Linked DNA regions of Homo sapiens: regions 1, 2, 4 and 5 are each linked to region 3. Evidence: chromatin contacts called from ENCODE Hi-C or POLR2A ChIA-PET data. All regions are on one chromosome and are shown on one strand. Each heading gives the region's core, a stretch centred on a gene start or an enhancer-like site at or near the end of the contact. The rest is flanking DNA. Distances are from core to core; before and after follow the strand shown. Region 1 has its middle 18 kb from the start of MYL3. Region 2 overlaps SCAP (SREBF chaperone). Region 3 holds the start of KIF9-AS1 (KIF9 antisense RNA 1). Region 4 holds the start of CSPG5 (chondroitin sulfate proteoglycan 5). Region 5 holds the start of ALS2CL (ALS2 C-terminal like).

What was found. A loop is a pair of places that touch in the nucleus more often than their neighbours do. ChIA-PET counts read pairs that join two places held with the same protein, here RNA polymerase II (POLR2A). Pooled maps may share reads with other maps.
Region 1: a loop to region 3 is called in a pooled map, with 15 times the contacts of the local background. The contact joins the enhancer-like site here to the promoter of KIF9-AS1 in region 3. A Hi-C loop is called at or near these places in 1 of 37 single-sample maps with no recorded cell type and 7 of 50 pooled maps. POLR2A ChIA-PET finds 5 or more read pairs at or near these places in 1 of 52 experiments (activated CD4-positive, alpha-beta T cell).
Region 2: a loop to region 3 is called in a map of naive thymus-derived CD4-positive, alpha-beta T cell, with 17 times the contacts of the local background. The contact joins the enhancer-like site here to the promoter of KIF9-AS1 in region 3. A Hi-C loop is called at or near these places in 1 of 168 maps with a recorded cell type or tissue (naive thymus-derived CD4-positive, alpha-beta T cell) and 7 of 50 pooled maps. POLR2A ChIA-PET finds 5 or more read pairs at or near these places in 5 of 52 experiments (CD4-positive, alpha-beta T cell, CD8-positive, alpha-beta memory T cell, H1 and 2 more).
Region 4: a loop to region 3 is called in a pooled map, with 5 times the contacts of the local background. The contact joins the promoter of CSPG5 here to the promoter of KIF9-AS1 in region 3. A Hi-C loop is called at or near these places in 4 of 50 pooled maps.
Region 5: a map of CD4-positive, alpha-beta T cell shows a loop between it and region 3 (2.5-fold over the local background). The contact joins the promoter of ALS2CL here to the promoter of KIF9-AS1 in region 3. A Hi-C loop is called at or near these places in 3 of 168 maps with a recorded cell type or tissue (CD4-positive, alpha-beta T cell, chondrocyte and heart left ventricle) and 11 of 50 pooled maps. POLR2A ChIA-PET finds 5 or more read pairs at or near these places in 5 of 52 experiments (GM10248, MCF 10A, WTC11 and 2 more).

Annotation. Positions count from the first base shown.
Region 1 is chr3:46,844,167-46,847,338 of GRCh38, forward strand. No RefSeq gene overlaps it. Among named protein-coding and RNA genes, the nearest start is that of MYL3, 18 kb to the right of the region's middle. RefSeq lists silencers at 1,571-1,670, 1,721-2,000 and an enhancer at 2,093-2,826. Within about 2 kb of position 1,770, at least 32 of the 41 ENCODE cell types and tissues checked have a DNase peak (open chromatin) inside an H3K27ac peak, as active enhancers do.
Region 2 is chr3:47,419,534-47,422,783 of GRCh38, forward strand. It overlaps SCAP (SREBF chaperone), which reads right to left. Exons shown (of 23, transcript NM_012235.4): 10 at 2,909-3,003; 11 at 1,398-1,496; 12 at 1,021-1,239; 13 at 1-171. Among named protein-coding and RNA genes, the nearest start is that of PTPN23-DT, 40 kb to the left of the region's middle. RefSeq lists an enhancer at 1,979-2,028. Within about 2 kb of position 1,663, at least 22 of the 41 ENCODE cell types and tissues checked have a DNase peak (open chromatin) inside an H3K27ac peak, as active enhancers do.
Region 3 is chr3:47,163,035-47,166,228 of GRCh38, forward strand. It overlaps KIF9-AS1 (KIF9 antisense RNA 1), which reads left to right and starts at 1,336. Exons shown (of 7, transcript NR_033373.1): 1 at 1,336-1,563. It overlaps SETD2 (SET domain containing 2, histone lysine methyltransferase), which reads right to left and starts at 1,079. Exons shown (of 21, transcript NM_014159.7): 1 at 820-1,079. The coding sequence starts at 890. RefSeq lists silencers at 372-681, 732-1,481, 1,532-1,581.
Region 4 is chr3:47,577,319-47,580,441 of GRCh38, forward strand. CSPG5 (chondroitin sulfate proteoglycan 5) reads right to left here and starts at 1,547. Exons shown (of 5, transcript NM_006574.4): 1 at 1,279-1,547; 2 at 1-610. The coding sequence starts at 1,375. RefSeq lists silencers at 758-847, 898-957, 998-1,047 and an enhancer at 2,172-2,876.
Region 5 is chr3:46,691,626-46,695,103 of GRCh38, forward strand. It overlaps ALS2CL (ALS2 C-terminal like), which reads right to left and starts at 2,054. Exons shown (of 26, transcript NM_147129.5): 1 at 2,018-2,054. It also overlaps a transcript of TMIE not described here. RefSeq lists enhancers at 618-1,409, 2,991-3,478 and silencers at 1,854-2,148, 1,879-2,128, 2,279-2,358.

The sequences.
Region 1 (3,172 bases), core at 520-3,019, 320 kb before region 3:
AAATTCTTCCTCTTGTAAACTTTATGTGGGCAGATTTTTTTGTCTGTCTTGCTTATTGCTGTATTCCCAGCACCTGAAACATGTCTGGCACTCGATAAACATCTGTTAAATGAATGAATGAATCAGTGAGTGAATTAATAAATAAATAGATCCTATATAGCCTAGCAGTTAGGAAAAATAAAGAAATAAATAAATAGAAATGAAGTGGAGATAGAACACATTGATACCTGTAAGTGCTTAGTGCACTGCCTAGCACACACTAAGTGCTCAATAAATATTAGTCACCCTTATTCCTTATTGTAGTTATAGTTGTTACCTTCACGAGGAGCCTCAAGCATCTGAAAGGTGCAGGCACCAGAGCAAGCAAAATCTCCCAGCCACTATCTGTATCCAGCCGCCTGCCTCCCTGTCTACTGCATCTCCTCTCCTGGTTTCCCTGCTCCTTCTGGGGCTGCTGGTCTCCCTCTCTGCTACTGGAGCCTGTGTCCCCCTCTGGTTCCCTCAATCTTTGTCCCTCAATTACAGATGGGACTTCTGGACTCTCCACAGTGCCTCAGGCAGAGTCCCCCTAAGATATCCTGAACCCGACTGCCTGCTTCTACTCTCCTCCATTCTGTTCCCCCCATTCCACCCCTTCACTTGTTCCAGCGTCCAGGCTGTTGCCTTAGGATTCTGCTCCCACCCTGAGACCCCCCACCCCACCAACGCCGCCACATTCCACCTAAGCGCCCATCCTCTAGAAAGCCTTTGCTGACACCCTCCCCAACCTTTTGGTGCCCACAGCCTCCCCCCGACCCCCCACCGTGCTGATCCCTTACGAAGCACTCTCATTCTGCTGGAACCTCTGTGCTGTCCCTGTCTCCCCCAAGGCTGACAATTTCCCAAGCTCCCCCTCCTCCCACAATGCCCCACCCAGGAAGCCCAGGGCCTGATCTCTGGCGCCTCAGCTCCTGAGACCCCCCTCCCCCTGCCGTCTAGAAACGTTCCTGGAATCCACCGACCCTCCCCACAGTGTTCCCTCTCTAATCCCCACAACAGTCTCAACCCTACAGTGGAGGAAATGAGTGGCGAGAGGTTAAGCAATTTGCCAAGATCACACGAGGCAGGAGTAAAGCGGGGCTTGAACCCAGGGCCCTGGGCAGGGCTGGGGTGCGGGGGCTGGCAGGGTATCGACCCAGGGTACACAACACAGCAGTCAAACAGATAGACAGAGTTTTGGATGAGCCAACGGCTGAGATGGGACGAGAAGCCAGCGCCTCCTCCCTGCGCGTCTGTCTGCAGGCCAGGGGCTCACACGGGAGCCGGCTCCTGCCCCCTGGCCCAGGGCCAGCCGTCATCCCCATGAGGTCAGCCACAGCTGGCGATTTCGGGGAAATACCAGCTCCTTATTAAAAACAGGCGGTGGTCAGGCCCCCGCTGCTTTCCCAGTAGAAACTGGAGTGTTTGTTCCAAAAGGAACAAGAGTGGGCAGGGCCTGGCCAGGGCCCTGAGGCGGGAGGCTTGAGCTGCAGTACCTGGTCAGGGTGTCCCGGGAGCTGCGGGGAGAGGAAGTGGAGGGGACAGCCCCAGTCCGGCAGTCGCGGGTGGGGGCTAGCAAAGGCAGCCTGTGTGAGGGGCGGGCACCGGCCCGGGAGGGGATGGTCCCACAACACCTCGAGGCTGCGCCGACCAGGGAGGGGTTGTGGACTGTGACCTCCACAGCTGCACCCCCCACCCCGGCCCGGGGACAAATCTCAGGCAGTGGGCAAGGCCTGAGAAAAAGCAGGCTCATGGCGATAAGTCCCTCCTCTTCCGGGGTAGGCAGCCGCCACCCGCGCCCCTGTGCCCAGAGCCTGCAGCCCCCGCCTCCAGGAGATCTGCGGAGGCCTCCCCTGCAGGGGGCGCGAGTGGGCCATGCCTCCCCCGGCCCCGGCCCAGGCCCCGGCCCACCCCGCCACTCTCCGCGCCAGCACAGGCCGCCCTGCATCTGGAGCGAGTTAGGGTTGGCGGCCTGGCGGGCGGCGGCGTGAGCTCATCCCGGCCCGCCCCGCTGCGGTTTCCACGCGGCTGTGAAGGGAACAGAACACAGAAACGCCGCGCCGAGGGCCGGGCCGGAGGAGCACAGAGGAGCGGCCGCTCCTCCCGGGATGTGGGTGGGAGTGGGAGAGGCGGGAGTGTGTATCACTGGCGCGTCGCCGAGGGAGGCTGAGCCCTGGGAGCCGGCCACCAGCATGCGTCGCTGGTGTCACCGTGTGTGGTGGCTTGCGAGGGTGTGTGTGTCCCGAAGGGAAAACACTGTGCGTGTGATAAGTTGCACACCTCCCAACACACACTCCTCGTTTTACAAAAATCAGCAGCTGAGGGCAGAGGACAAGGAGGGCTGGCCAGTGCACAAACTGGGGCTTGGCTCCCACCCGGGGCCTGTGTCCCTGAGTGGATGCAGAAGCTCTGGACCAACCAGCCCAGGTGTCTGGCAGGGCCCAGGGCCCACCTCCCCAGACACACACATACTTTTCCTGGTCACTGCCCCCCTCACACTCCCCCCAAGGAGCCCAGGCATCTTCTCCTTCAGGAAGGAGAAAGGAACCCCTCACACCAGGGTATTGGCTAACAGAGACACTCACAGCCCACACGGAAACAGGAACACATACCTGGACACAGGCTCACACCTGGAAGCACACCCAAGGAAAGCACTCCTGCTCTTGGAATCCTAGTTGGGAGAGCCCACCAGCAGGCTGTGAGGCAGTGGCAAGGCTTGAAAAGGCTTCTTGGTGAGATGCCCCTTCCCTCTGCCAGGGGCTGGGAACAGGAAGGCTGGAGGTCACTGAACCTTGAACCTTAGCGGCCCCAGCACCTTGTGATGGGCCCTGAGGGTACCGCCCTGTGTGAAGGGCCTCAGAACCCCAGCACTCCCAAGGACCGGAGCCAAGGTGGGGATATGGGCACTGTAGTGATATTGATCACCAGACACCGGGGGGGGAGCTGGGCTGGAGTGGGTGCTTCGGAGCATCCAAGGTTCCCTCCACCCATCAGGCCAGTCCTCACCTTGGGCACTCGCCTCAGGGACCTACTATCCCAGCTTCGGGTAGATGTCACCCAGCTGCACTGGGAACTATGGGAGGTAGCCCAGGCCATGCAGCACCTGCCAGCCTTCCCGCCTGGGCTCACAGGGCTGTCATGCTCCCATCCTCCT
Region 2 (3,250 bases), core at 413-2,912, 260 kb after region 3:
GGAGAAGGCAGGGTCCGGGTGGCTGGGGGGCAGCATGCCACTAGGCACGGGCATGGGAGCCAGGGCTCCCTCACCCAATGGGCTCTGTTCCGTCACCTGGGCAGCGAGGTAGTTGCGCAGCCCTGCTGGGTCTGTGTATACCAGGATGCCAATCCAGACAACGGTGCCAGCCTGCAGTGGGGCAGGGGGTACTCAGTGGGAGGAATGGGCCCCAACCCCCAGCAGCTTCAGCCCTCATGCTGAGAGGAAGCAGCACAGGGACCTCAGGCCTGGGGATGGAGAGAGGACACAGGCCCCACTGCGTCCTTTTCTCCTGCCTCTCCAAGTCCTCCTGCTAACACCTGCCAACACTTGCTGCTGGAGGGGCCTGCTTGCCTTTCCACAGTTAGGGGCTGAGTTTCTTGGCCTGGAAATACACTGAAGCACCCTGAGGTTTGACACAGAATGTCCCCACCCCTAAGCTCCACCTCAGCTGGAGCCAGAAAGCTGCTACCATTCCTACGGTCAGAGGGCCAGCAACCTGACCTGCTCCAGAGTCCCCCAGAGGTCCTAGTCCCAGGGGGCCTCAGCCTTCCTCCCATCTCAGTTCAGCTCCCTGGAAGAGGCACTGCTGCCCCAAGGCCAGCCCAGCCCGGCTGGTGAATGATTTTGCCCAGCACTTTCCAGTGTCTGCACACCATGCAGCGGCCGATGAACCCGACCCAGGGCAATGTGGTGGCCACAAGTGGGTCCATCCCAGAGCACTCAACTAACAGGCTCCTGTCCTGGGCCACTCTGGGGAGAGGATGGCTCCTGTACCTGAGAACCCTGGAGCTGCTTCTCCCACAGGCTTATCTCCTCAGAAGCCACTAGGGTCTGGGCAGGGAGGACACAACGGGCAACTCCCCAGAGCCAGGCTTCCAGGGGCCACCAGGGCCTGAGGAATACCCTTTGCCACTCTAAGGCCAAGTGCAGCACCACAAGGGGCCTGGAGCACCGGCCCTCCAGAAGAGGGCAGGGCAGGGCAGGGGTGGCAGGTACCATGATGAGGCGCTGTGCCAGGCGGGTGCGGGCCAGGAAGTAGACAACACGCAGCCTCTTGGGGAGCCGCAGGTTTCGGAAGGAAGACGGCTGCAACGTGATGGTGTGGGGTGTGGACGGCCTCACAGCCAGCTGCCGCTCGTAGCGCGTTGGCTGTCCCACTGGCTTGGCTGAGGGCAGGCAGGCCTCAGGGGGCAGTCGCTTGTTCAGGTCTGCTAGCTGTTGGGGGCACAGTGGTCAGGGCCTGAGTCCACCATCCAGAGGCTGCTCGCACAGGACCGCTGTCCTGCCCGAGGTCTACACCCTTCTCACCCAGGACTCCCTCAGTACAGCCAGGGCTGAGGAGGCGGGCAGGGCAGGGCTCAGCCCACTCCTACCTCCATCCGGCGAATGTCAATGGACAGGACAGTGGTGAAAAACAGCATCTGAAGGAAGAAGTCAGACACCAGCCCCACGACAGCAAAGAGACAGAACTCCTGGAATCAGAGCACATGGGGATGGGGGGGTGCCGTGACCTCACTGTCCCAGCCCAAGAGGAGCAGTACCCGGACTGCAGCCACCTCATAACCGGCAGGGCAGCAGCAGGCAGGGCACAGCAGAGATGAGAGATGCTGGTTGGTCCTCAGCTCACATACCAGCAGCAGCTCACCCCGTCTCCACCAGGGGGCAGAAGAAACCCTCACACTTTCTTCAGAAAGGGCTGAAAGGGAAGGGGAAGTACCTTCCCTGAATCTTCCGGTCCCTCTAGAGGGGACTGAAGGCCTGATCCAACCCGGAAACCTCTAAGCCCCACCAGCCTGCTCCCCAAAAAGTCCTTCCCCACTGAGCCCCCGCCCTGCTCATGCATCACCAACCCAGCTAGAGCCCAGGCCTGATTCAGGGGCTCTCAGAAAGGTTCCCAGCCAGCAACTGCCCCGGAACAATGAAGAGAGAGAGAGAGGGATTAATTCTCTAAAACTGAAAAAGGGTGAGCTCTCTGCTCCCCAAGCTCTGTCAGCAGACAAAATTTTCTGAGATGTCGGTGTTGAGACCTCTAGCACATCACCACAGTGCTACTCCGATCTGGGGTAAGACCATGGAGTGCAGATAGTGGCACAGTGGTTGTCTCAGCTCTAACGTCCCAAGACTGTACCCTATCCTGCAGATACTACTGTTTTTCCAGGAGAAGCAGCCCACAGCCCATCTGTTCTCTGCTCACCCCCATCCCTCAGCTGGCCTGCCAGCCCTGGGGGAAAGACGGGCGAGAAAAGATGGCATCCTCCCCTTCCTGCAACTCCTTCTGGAATGGCTGGCATCAGTCTGGGGTTCCAGCTCAGTGCAGGGCCACCTCCACCTCTGCTCACAGCCCACAGCTGAGTGAGGGCACTTTGCCAAGAGCAGGGTCACTCTGGGCAATGGGTGGTGGCCCTCCCACTGGTCAGGCCAGGCAAGGCCATGCGTCTGGCGACTGCGGCACAGGCCAGGGCCAAGGGAGGAGACCGGAGGAAGGGTCTAGGAACCCCACGGTGCTTCTCCCTCAAAAATGGGAAACAGGTGTGACAAACTGCACAGCCAGTCCCCAGCTCCTGCCATGCCCTTGCAGCCTCCTCCTGCCACTTGGCTGAAAGGGAAGCAGGCAGGGAGGGGTAGGAAGACAGGGTCAAGGGCAGAGTCTGCCTGGCTAGGTGCTCAATCTGGGAACCCAGCCAGGGTTTGCTGAGCACTTCTGAGCCAGGCATGCCAGGGGCCATCTGGGTGCTGTAGTGATCTGCTTGCCAGGCAAAGAGGTCCCACCTCAGAAGCAAGGATGCCTGTGCTGAAGAGGGGAGCACCCTGCCCATGGCTGCACAGCTGGGGAGCACAGCAGTTGCTTCCATGCTCATCCAGGTGGCAGGCCTTGGGGCCTTACCTGGATGGCGGGCACTAGGGTGAAGTAGCCGATGAGGATGATGCCCAGCTCCGTGGCCATGTTCTTCATGATGGACCAGCTCTCGCTGCTTAGGCCTGCAGAGGGCAGCAACAGGGCACAGGGCAACACATGGCCACTCTGCGACATGACTCACACAACCTCATGGGCCTCGGAGTGGCAGAGGCATGGCAAGGCCCCCCAGCCCTTTGAAGGAGCCATTCCACCAAAGCACCCCAACCCTCAGGGTCCTGCTAATGCCCAGACTTTAAGGGGCCATCACCACCACACAGCTGCTACGGGGAACGGGTGTTCACAGCCTGGAGGGTGCAGAGGAGAGCTATA
Region 3 (3,194 bases), core at 86-2,585:
TCATCCGTTTAGGGTAAGAGATTCCTGTTACCAAGAAAATTGTGTCCGAAAGTGTGAAAATCTCACAACCTGCAAGAAAATGTATGTCCCTCAGGAGGCTTTCATTTTCAAGCGGAAAAACAAACCCGGTGTCACCTCAACAACGGGACCACACAAACCTCGCCATTACAAAACCCAAGTGCCAAAGGTGCACAATGTGAATCCGGAAGCACTGCAAGGCCAGGATCGAGTTCCCAGGAGGAAAAAATCAAACTCAGGAGTGCAGCGCGGGCCCCTCCACGGCCCGGGGGCCAGGCAACCCGCGCTAGGCCCTTCCGGTCCGAGGCGCCGCCGTCGCGGGGAGGTCGGGCGACGGGTCGAGCTTCCACCCGAGCCCGGGGATTCGCGGCCTACCCTCACCGGCGCCCTCTTGCCGGGCCCGGCACCGGCAGCTCCTCCGACTCTGCCCTTTGGCTAGCAGCGGGGCCCGGACGAGCCACGAGGAGCCCGAGAGGACCGCCGAGCCCCGGGATGGCCGGGTCGGTGCGGACACGGCGGTAACCGTAGGGACCGTGGCCGCCCCTCCCCCACCGGCCCGGCCCAACCGCCGCCGCGACACGAGCAGCGGCGCCAACGCCGGGCCCAACCGCGGGCCTGCTGCGGCCCCGGCCAAGCGGCTCGAAGTGGCGGCGCGGGCCTGCTCCCGACACCGACCGCGCGAGGCCACCGTGGGCCTGTTACTCCTCGCGCCGGCCCGCGCCGCCACCCGTCAGGACGCGCCGCCCTCGGCTGGGGATAAGGCGGCCGACAGCAGCGGGGGGCCGCGGAGCTGATACTTACTCAGGGGTCGGGTGCTCCGGGTCGTAGAAATCCCCCATCTTCGGAGGCGGCTGCGGCTGCAGCTGCTTCATCGGGAGCGGCTGGAGACGGCGACGCGAGCCCCCTCCCCGCAGCAGGGCGACGCGGGGGAGGGGAGGGGAGGAGGCCGCAGGTCCGACCGCGGCGGCGGCGGCGGCGGCGGCGGCGGCGGCAGGGGCGGCCCGCGTCGCTACCTCGCTCGTCGCTCCCTCCCTCCCTCGGACGCCCGCCAGCCGCTCTCTCCCTCTCACCCTCACACCGGGAGCGACGCACACCCCACCCGCCCCTCAGCTTCGCAGGCCCGGCCCCTTAAAGAGACACACACGGGCCACCGATCTGCCGCCAGTCGGCGTGCCTTGCAGCTGTTGGCTTGACCCCAGGCCGGGACGGGCAGAGCGGAACACTGCCCGGCGGGTCCAGGCCGACCGTGCCTGTGGCTCTCCGGAACAATAAACCCCCGGCCCCAGTGATGTGGGCCAGACCGGACCTGGAGAGGCGGCACCGCGACCCCTCCCGCAACCCGCCTGGCGGCCGGGGGCAGCGTGACCCGGCCCGCTACCGTGTCACAGCTGGCGACTGACAAACAGCAGGCGACGTCGGGAGAACTCCCCGAGACACCCGAGACATCAGCCTTCTCGCTCCGCGGCCCTGCAGGACCTGCCCGCCGGGAGCCCCGGAGTCCGCGGCAGCGCCGAGGGCCCCTCCCCCAGGCCTCTGGGCTCTGAGGTAACGCGGCCGCGGCTGCTCCCGGGCCCCTCGTCCCACTCGCCCCTCTCTTTTTTATTTTTCCTCGCCCTCTCTCTCCCTTGCCCGTTCATCTCGACCCTTTAGCAAGCATGGAAGCCCAGCGAGGCGGGGGATTGCTCGGAGGCCGAGCTCCCGGCAGCCTCCTCCGCCTTCCTTCCCGCTGTGCCCTCGGGGCTCCTACCTCCACCTCGGCGCGGCGCTCTGCCCCCACCCGAAGTCTCCAAGGCGGCAGCTCCCCTCTCCTGTGTGGTTCTTGGGGCCTTAGAGGCAATGTCATGAAAAAAAGGGTATTAATCACTTTCCTACAGAAATGATAAGATGAGACTAAGTAGAATAACTTGAAAGAGCTACGAGTTGTTATTTTTGGAAGGAGAGATAGGAACGCGTAAATCCAATAGCTAAACTTTCTAGACGCTGAAGAGTTTTTGGCGATAGATCATTTTGACATTGGGGGTTCATAGGGTTAGCGTTTTTTGTGTTGTTGTTGCTGTTGTTTTTCCACTAGAATTTTGAATCGGATTTTACCAGCAATTGGTAACGGAAAGGAAAGGATGTGTCTTCCAATTGAGAAACAGTGGTTAAAAACTGAAAGTGGGCCGGGCGCGGTGGTTCACGCCTGTAATCCCAGCACTTTAGGAGGCCGAGGCGGGCGGAGTAACTGAGGTCAAGAGTTCCAGACCACACTGGCCAACATGGCGAAACCCCATCTCTACTAAAAATACAAAATTTAGCCGGGCGTGGTGGCGCACGGCTGTAATTCCAGGTACGCGGGAGGCTGAAGCAGGAGAATCGCTTGAACCCAGGAGGCGGAGGTTGCAGTAAGCCCAGATTGTGCCACTGCACTCCAGCCTGGCGACAGAGCAAGACTCCATCTCAAAAAAATAAATAAATGAATGAAAATAAAAAATAAATTAGCTGGGCGTGGTGGTGCGCCTGTAATCCCAGCTACTCGGGAGGCTGAGGCAGGAGAATCGCTTGAACCCAGGAGGCGGAGGTTGTAGTGAGCCCAGATCGCACCATTGCACTCCAGCCTGGGCGATATAGCGAGACTCCGTCTCAAAAAAATAAAACAACAACAACAAAAAAAAACTGAAATATGATACGAAAGAATAAACATCCTTCAGTGGTTAACTTTTTAAAATAGCCTTTATATGTATGTAGGCTACAGTGTCTATTAGTGTTTTATAATCATTGTTTTTCACTTAGGGATTATTTTGGCTTTTGTTTTTTTTTTTCCTGGTACCTTTAGGGTTAGCATGGAGGTCCAGGGTCCATCTGACTCCCTAGGTTCGAATCTCCCAAGGCCATTTTTTTACACACCGTGATTATTACTAATTTCCCTGTGGTTTTTCTCATTATAAAATGAGAATATTGCTGCCGACAGGTCTTCTCATTATTGTGAGGATTAAATGAGCTATTTGTTAAAGGCTTAAACTTTCAGTAAACGTCAGCATTCTTCAGCCATGATAGTGCAGAGTTTAAGAGGTAGCTCTACCTGGCATTGTGTACCAGGCACTTTCTAGCCCTGTGACATTGGGATGCTTGCTTCTTATGCTTCCCGTGCCTCACCTGTAAATGGGGTATTAGCCACTGTGCAGAGAATGTTGTGA
Region 4 (3,123 bases), core at 297-2,796, 410 kb after region 3:
TCTGAGGTTCCTGGTGACCCTGGGAAGCTCCCCAGATCTGCGCCACGACCCTCACCATCCAGTCCTTCGAAGTAGTCGATGTCAATGATATCTGATGCCGGTTGGGGCTCCAGGGTGCCCTGAAATGGGTAAGTCAGCTCTGGCCCTTGAGGGTCGGGTGTGCTGCCCCCCAGGTTCAGCCAAACCTCCAAGGGGCTCTCCTTGGGGAGTTCAGAAGCTGGGCTCAGCTTGTCGCCGGGGGTGGGGGAGGGTGGCCCGCTGGCCTCTGTAGCCTCAGGAATGGCAGGGGGCATGATTGACTGCCCGAGGACCTCGTGGGGAGCCTGGAGCGTAGCTGGAAGGGCCTGGGCATCGCCGCTGCCCGCCTCTGCGGTCACTCCTCCCAGGCCTGGGCTGTCAGCTTCCAGCCAGGCGGTGCCGGTCACCGCAGCCGACTCCTGCAGCACCTCTTCTGGCCCGGCCAGCTCGCCACCGGGCGCCGTCCACGACGCCTCATCTTCCCCAGCCGCTGGTGGGCCGGCTTCTTCCCGCGTGTCGTTGGCAGGCGGCTCCCACGCCGGGCTGCCCTTCACCAGCTCTTCGGCCTCAACCGCGCTGCCCGCCTCACGCGCTGCGGGCGGGAGGGCAAGGGGCGGGACGTCAGGGCGGCGCGCTGAGGAGCCCTGGAGCCCCGGCCCGCCCCGGTCAGGCCCGCTCGCCTAGACCTGGTCAACCCAGACCTCGCCACCCTCAGACCCCACCGCCCCAGTGTGACCCCAGCCACCCGGTACCTCTAAGCCCCGTCCCGGAGTCTGCCCCCAAGACGAGGATCACACCCCGCCCAACGCCTCGCGGCTCGGCCCCGCCCGACCTGCCCCGCCGTCTGAAGAGCCAGGCCAGGGCGGCCCCCAGCTCGGCCCACCCATAAGTCTCACCCTCGGGAACCCACCCTGAGCCGCGTCCACTGGCTCCCGCCCTCAGCTCCAGGTCCCGCCCCGAAGTCTCACCCTCAGGCCCCGCCCCGGCCCCGCCCCGGCCCCGCCCCCGGCCCCGCCCCCAGTCCGCACCGCGGCCCGCGCGCTTGGGTCCCGGCTACCCCAACCGGGGTCGGCCCCCACGCGGGTCGGCCTTTCCCGGACCCCCACCACCTCCTGGGACCATTCCGCCGCCCGGCCGCGGCCAGGCGGTGCCCCGCCCCCTTGCCACAGCTCACAGCTCCACCTGTCCCCGCCGCCAGCGGGACCCCTGCCCTGGGTGGGGCACGAGGGCCGCGGGGGTCCCGGGCGCAGTCATACCTACCCGGCACGGCCCCAGAGGCCAGGACCAGCGCGGCCCCCAGAAACAGCAGCAGTGGCGGCGGCCCCCGGCCCGGGCCCCCGCCCCCGGCTCGCCCCATGGCGCGGCGCCCCGACCGCTGTCCGCGGTCCGCCCGGCTGGCTGCGCCCTCGGCTCGCCCGGCCGCCGCGCCTCCCGCCGGTTCTGCGGCCGCCTCAGCCCACGATGGGCAGCGCGAGGAGCCGCATGCCGCCGCCGCCGCCGTCCGCCGCTGTCCCCGGCGCGCCGCGCCTCCCCGCCTCCCGCGCCGCCGCTGCCGCCGCTGCGCTCAGCGCCGCCCTCACCCCGCCCGCCGCGCCGGCCCCGCCGCACGTAGCGGTGACGCCGGCCCCTTGGTCAGCCTGCCAGGGGAACAGACAGACCCCTCGCTGGGGACTAGGAGACACACGGACGGGGAGTGCGGGGCAGGCGGACGGGGAGCGCGAGGCAGGCGCACGGCGCGGCGCGCGGCGTTAGGCGGCAGGTGCACGGGCGGGAGACCTGTGGGATGGGGCCACGGTCCCGCCCCAGGTGAACAGGCGGCACGGGGCCCCGACCCGGAGGAACCCACCCGCCACGCGGCAAGCACGGAGGCGGGGACGTCGCGGGCCCAGTTACCCGCAGGGTCGGGGCGGGGTCCAGAAGAGCCGCAGGGGGCGGAAGCACGAGCCCCCACTGTGGAAACAAGCCAGGCCCGGGGCGCATGGAGCCTCTCGGATTCTGCACCAATCCCGTGTTCCGGGCGGGAAGGCTCTCAGGGAGGTCTCCGGGTCTCCACGAGGGAGGGGCGGGCGTTGGCAGAGCCTGGCAAGGGGGCGAAGCCGACCGCCCAGGCTCTAATCGGATCAGATCTAATCCGTTCGCAGCCAAAGCCACTAGCCTAGATCTCGCACAGCCAGGCCCGCCATAACGCATCCCGGGAGCAAGGGGTAAGACCCTCCCTGGGACTGCGGCTACCTCGCCTTCCTTCTAGTCTCCGGGCAGCCTGGGGAGCGGCCTTTAATCCTGGTCCCTTCTCCGGGATACGTCGTCCCCCAGGTGTCTCAGACCACCAAAACTCAGGTTCCTGGGTAGACCAGGGGGGTCTAGATCCCCAGCCGGGCACACATGGATGCTTGGCTTTAGAGTGATCTGTGGGGCCCATTCACAGCTTCAGGGCTCACAGGGCAACCCAAGACCACGCACCAGGAGGTCTGCTTAGTCGGCAGGAGGAACCGCAACCTAGTTACTTAGTTTATTCCCCCAAACCGACCGTCTACCCCTTAATGTGTTACTCACCCAAATGACAGTTCAGGGTATCAGCCCAAGGAGATAGGACAACTCCAGTATTTAAGAGACGGTCCCATTGCTGTCTTAGAAGACCAAATAAGTGACCAAGATGGAGATTCTATCTCCTAATCTTTCTGATACATATCTCCAGATGGAGTTGCCTTGGTTCAAAACCTGTTTCTCAGCAGAACTATGGCTGCAGCCTATTTGCCTAGCCTAGCGTCTCCACCTCTCCTGCCTGGTAAACTCCTCATGCCAGAAAAACTCAGTTCTTATCACCTTTCCCTCTATGAAGGCTTCTCAGCAGTTACACTTAATGCCCATCATCTCATCTTATCTACAGTTATTCCTCACTGGACTGCAAGGCACTTGAGTGCACAGGGCTGGTAACAGAGGGAGGCTCCATATCAGACAGGCATAAATGAACGAATGGCAACCACCCACACCCATCCCAGAACTGTGGTCTGGAGAGCCTTGAAAAAAGGGGTAAGGCTCTTTCTTTCATAGTTTCATGCTGCCTCCGGGGACCAAGTAAAATATGTTTGAAACAATAGCCTTCTC
Region 5 (3,478 bases), core at 804-3,303, 470 kb before region 3:
TACTCCTCTCTGTACCTCAGCCACCCCTCTACGAAATGGGGGTTCAACCAGATCACAGCATTTTTTTCTTTTTATTTGTTTGTATTTCTTTCTATTCTTTTTTTTTTTTTTTTTTAGAGATGGGATCTCACTATGTTGACGAGGCTGGTCTCAAACTCCTAGCCTCAAGTGATCAACCCATCTTGGCCTCCCAAAGTGCTGGGATTACAGGCGTGAGCCACTGCGCCCAGCCAAAGAGGATCACAGCTTTTCAAACTACTTAAGTCTCCCCTCAAAAGGACAAACAGGTGGAAGGGGGCTTCTCTGGGTGTGGGGATCTGGTCCTTAGACTCCCCACCCCACAAAGCAGCCTATGACTCCGGGGGTGAGTCCTCCAGACTCAAGTTGGCAACTGTTAATCTGGGAGTCTTCCACATCTGTGGCCCCAAAGGGATCTATAACCCTGGGAAACTGAGTCACACCACCCAGAGGAACGGGCAGAAGTTAAGCATGGCTGGTGAGGCAGTGGGTTGGGGGAAGGCCGCAGTGGAAGCTGGGATTCTGGTTAGGTGACCCTGAGGGACCCAGCTCCCAGGCTAGGGAGTCTGGGGCTTCATCCTGGAAGTGATGAGGAGAGTGTAAGTGCAGGGGTGAGGCAGCGTGAATGTGCATGAGTGTGCACGTTTGCAGGGCAGGAGGAGGAGGTGCTGAACCTTAATATGAGGAGGATCCTGCAGGAGTACCCCCCTCCCCAACCCCTGTCCCATCCCTAACCTTCCCCCTTCCAGTCAAGGGCATAGCTTCCTCACCCTCTCCCTCCCTCCAGTTCAAAGGTTCCTTAGTGACAGGCTGTGCCTAATGTACAGATGGGGAAACTGAGGCCCAGGAACAATGGGAGGGTCCAGAGACCCTTGTGTAGAACTTGTGCAGGGCTCAGACCCAGACTTCTGGCTCCAGCCCACCAGGTTCACCTAGCTAGATGGCTCAGAGAGGGTGGGCAACTCACCTGAGGCACAGAGCAAGATCCTGACGGGCCCTGCCTCACAGCTGTCCTCAGGCAGCCCTGATGCTCACCACGGGGTGCGGTGGGGTGGGGCAGGGTGAGGACAGAACTGGCCAGTCACGGCGTGCCCAGGTGAGTCAGCGGCTGCCCCTGTGGCGCTCTAACCAGTAGCCAGACCTGGTCTCTCCTCTGCATTCCTGGCCTCTGTCCACGCTAGGTCCCTCCCGGGCAGGGTCACTGGGGCCTTCCCTGTCCTCTCCCAGGCCTGGCTCCTTAGGCCCCTGACACACCTTGTCGTGACACTCACTCACTCTGGTATTTCCTGGTCTGAACAGGCAGGGAAGTTCTGCCTGCTGTGGAGGCTTTTTCATGGGCTGCCGTGGCAGCCCCTTCGTTGTCTGGTGCCCAGTGGGGGAGAGTAGAGACACGCACTGCCCCAGGGAGGGGGCGCTGAACTGTCACACCTGATCCCTCAGTCTCATGCTCGCCTCTCCCCGCTGCACCCTTCCTCGGCCCCACCATGGCTACAAGCCTCTTGTCCTAGACAAGCACCCCTCCCTGCTGTCGCATATGTCCCAGCTTCCCTTCCTCTCCCTGCCCAGGCACACACTCAGTCGCTGGAGTTTCCCAGACCCGAGCTCCTGTTCCGGCCGCCAGGCATTTGCCATGCCGCTCCCATGCGAAAAGGCCACCTCCTGGAATCCCGGGTCGGGCCCTTCCGCCCTAACCAGCCGGCGTCACCTCCTCCTGGCAGTCTCTCCTGCTGGCTGGGGCCCCGTGGCCCTGCCACCACGGCTCAGGTCAGGCCCGGGGCGCTGCCCCGAACCCAAGCAGGCTAGCAGCCAGGCAGGGAGGACGACGCTGTGAGCGGGGTATCTTACGAGGGACTCGGACGGCCGGGGGATGACTGCCGCCGGGACCAAGGAGCTGGGCGGGGACCGCAGCAGCCGAGGAGGCGGGAGCCCCCACCTGGACGAGCTAAGCGTGGAGCGCAGACACCCGTCCGCAGACGCGCGCCCTTCGTCGCGCCCTTACCTGAGCGCTGTGGTTGCCCCGCGCCGGGACTGCCTGTGCGGCTCCTCGCTCGCACCCCCACCCTGCCCCCTGCCAGTCCCGCCCCCTGCCAGCCCCGCCCCCTTCGCCCAGCCCCGCCCCGCCCCGCCTCCGGGTGTTGCTCTGGAGTTGCGGGGGCCACGGGCGGGCCACCGAGGAGCTGGCGCGCGGTATTGATCCGTCCCGCCGCCCCAAGCCTCTCCTGAGGCCTCCCTCTGGCGTCCCCCGGGATCCGGAGGCCCCTGGGACCCGGCGCGGGGAGGAAAAGTGGGAGTCTTGACCCCTCCGCCCCCTACGCACCCACGCGCACACTCAGGCTCGCCTCTCGCGCCCCGCTTCCCCTGCAAGGCTCCGAGGCCGCCGTGCCACCACCTCGCCCCGCCAGTCAGTCGCTCTGCGAGCCTGTGGTGCAGCCCCGTGACCTCCCGGGTCTGCCCTGAGTCACAGAAGCCAGCACACGCGGAGCGCTGTGTGGGTTCGTGGAACTTGGAGCCTGTAGAGGGGTATACTGAGGCGCCCTGCGGCCCCCTGGGCTGGGTGTCCACGGCCGGCCGCCCCTCCTGTGCGACCTTGGGGAAGTCCCCTTTCCTCCCCACTCCTGAGTCTCAACAGGCCTAGTAGAGCATGAAGCCGGCCGCGTGTGCTTTGTGCGAAGGCCTGAGACCTTGGAAAGGGTGGCTGAAGACTTATCTGGGACAGACCCCCCGGGAGCGGGAGGGAACTTAGTTCAAACCTGTAACAAAGAAGCCCCCCGTCAGCAGCCTGATTCCCCCTCTGGCCACCAGGTTAGTCACCCATTGCTCTCAGTGGCACTCAGGTTCCAGTGAGGGGGAGGCTCAGGGTCCAAGGCGGCCGTGGAAGAGCAGAAAGGGTGGCCCACCAGCCCCCTACTCAGCCCCCTACTGAGGAGGTGGGAGGCATCCCCCAACCTGCCAGGCTGAAGAGACCCCCAGTGGAGGTAAGTAGGGGCCTGGGGCCTGCCAAGCTCATCCCCTGGCTCCCTTGGGTTGTTGCGAGGTGGGAGTTTACTGTCTGCCAAGCTGCACATCACCCCTTGGAGGGTTTCCAGCCTGGGACCCTTGTCTGAGTGACTGCAGGTCCCAGTGACCTCACCCTTTTGCCCCACATTGCTCTCCTCCTGGGTCCCAATCCTGCAGAGCCGCCCCTTCCTGCTTCTCCATCCCTCCCCACATTGCCAAAGCCCGCCCTAGCTCTGGCCTCCCCTTTTCCAGCCTTGTTTTCTTGCCCCCTTCTGCACCCCCTGCTGCCTGAGGGGCTCCACTCCCAAAGGCCTTGCTCCTCTGGTCCCTGCCTGCTAGAGGTGTTGCTGTGTTGGTGGGTGGGGGCTACCTCAAGGAGGCTTCTGGTGAGGTGTCCCTCTGGCCCTCTGGGAAAGCCTCCCCTCCCCATGCCCTCCACCCCCAGGCTCCGGACCTTGGCCCC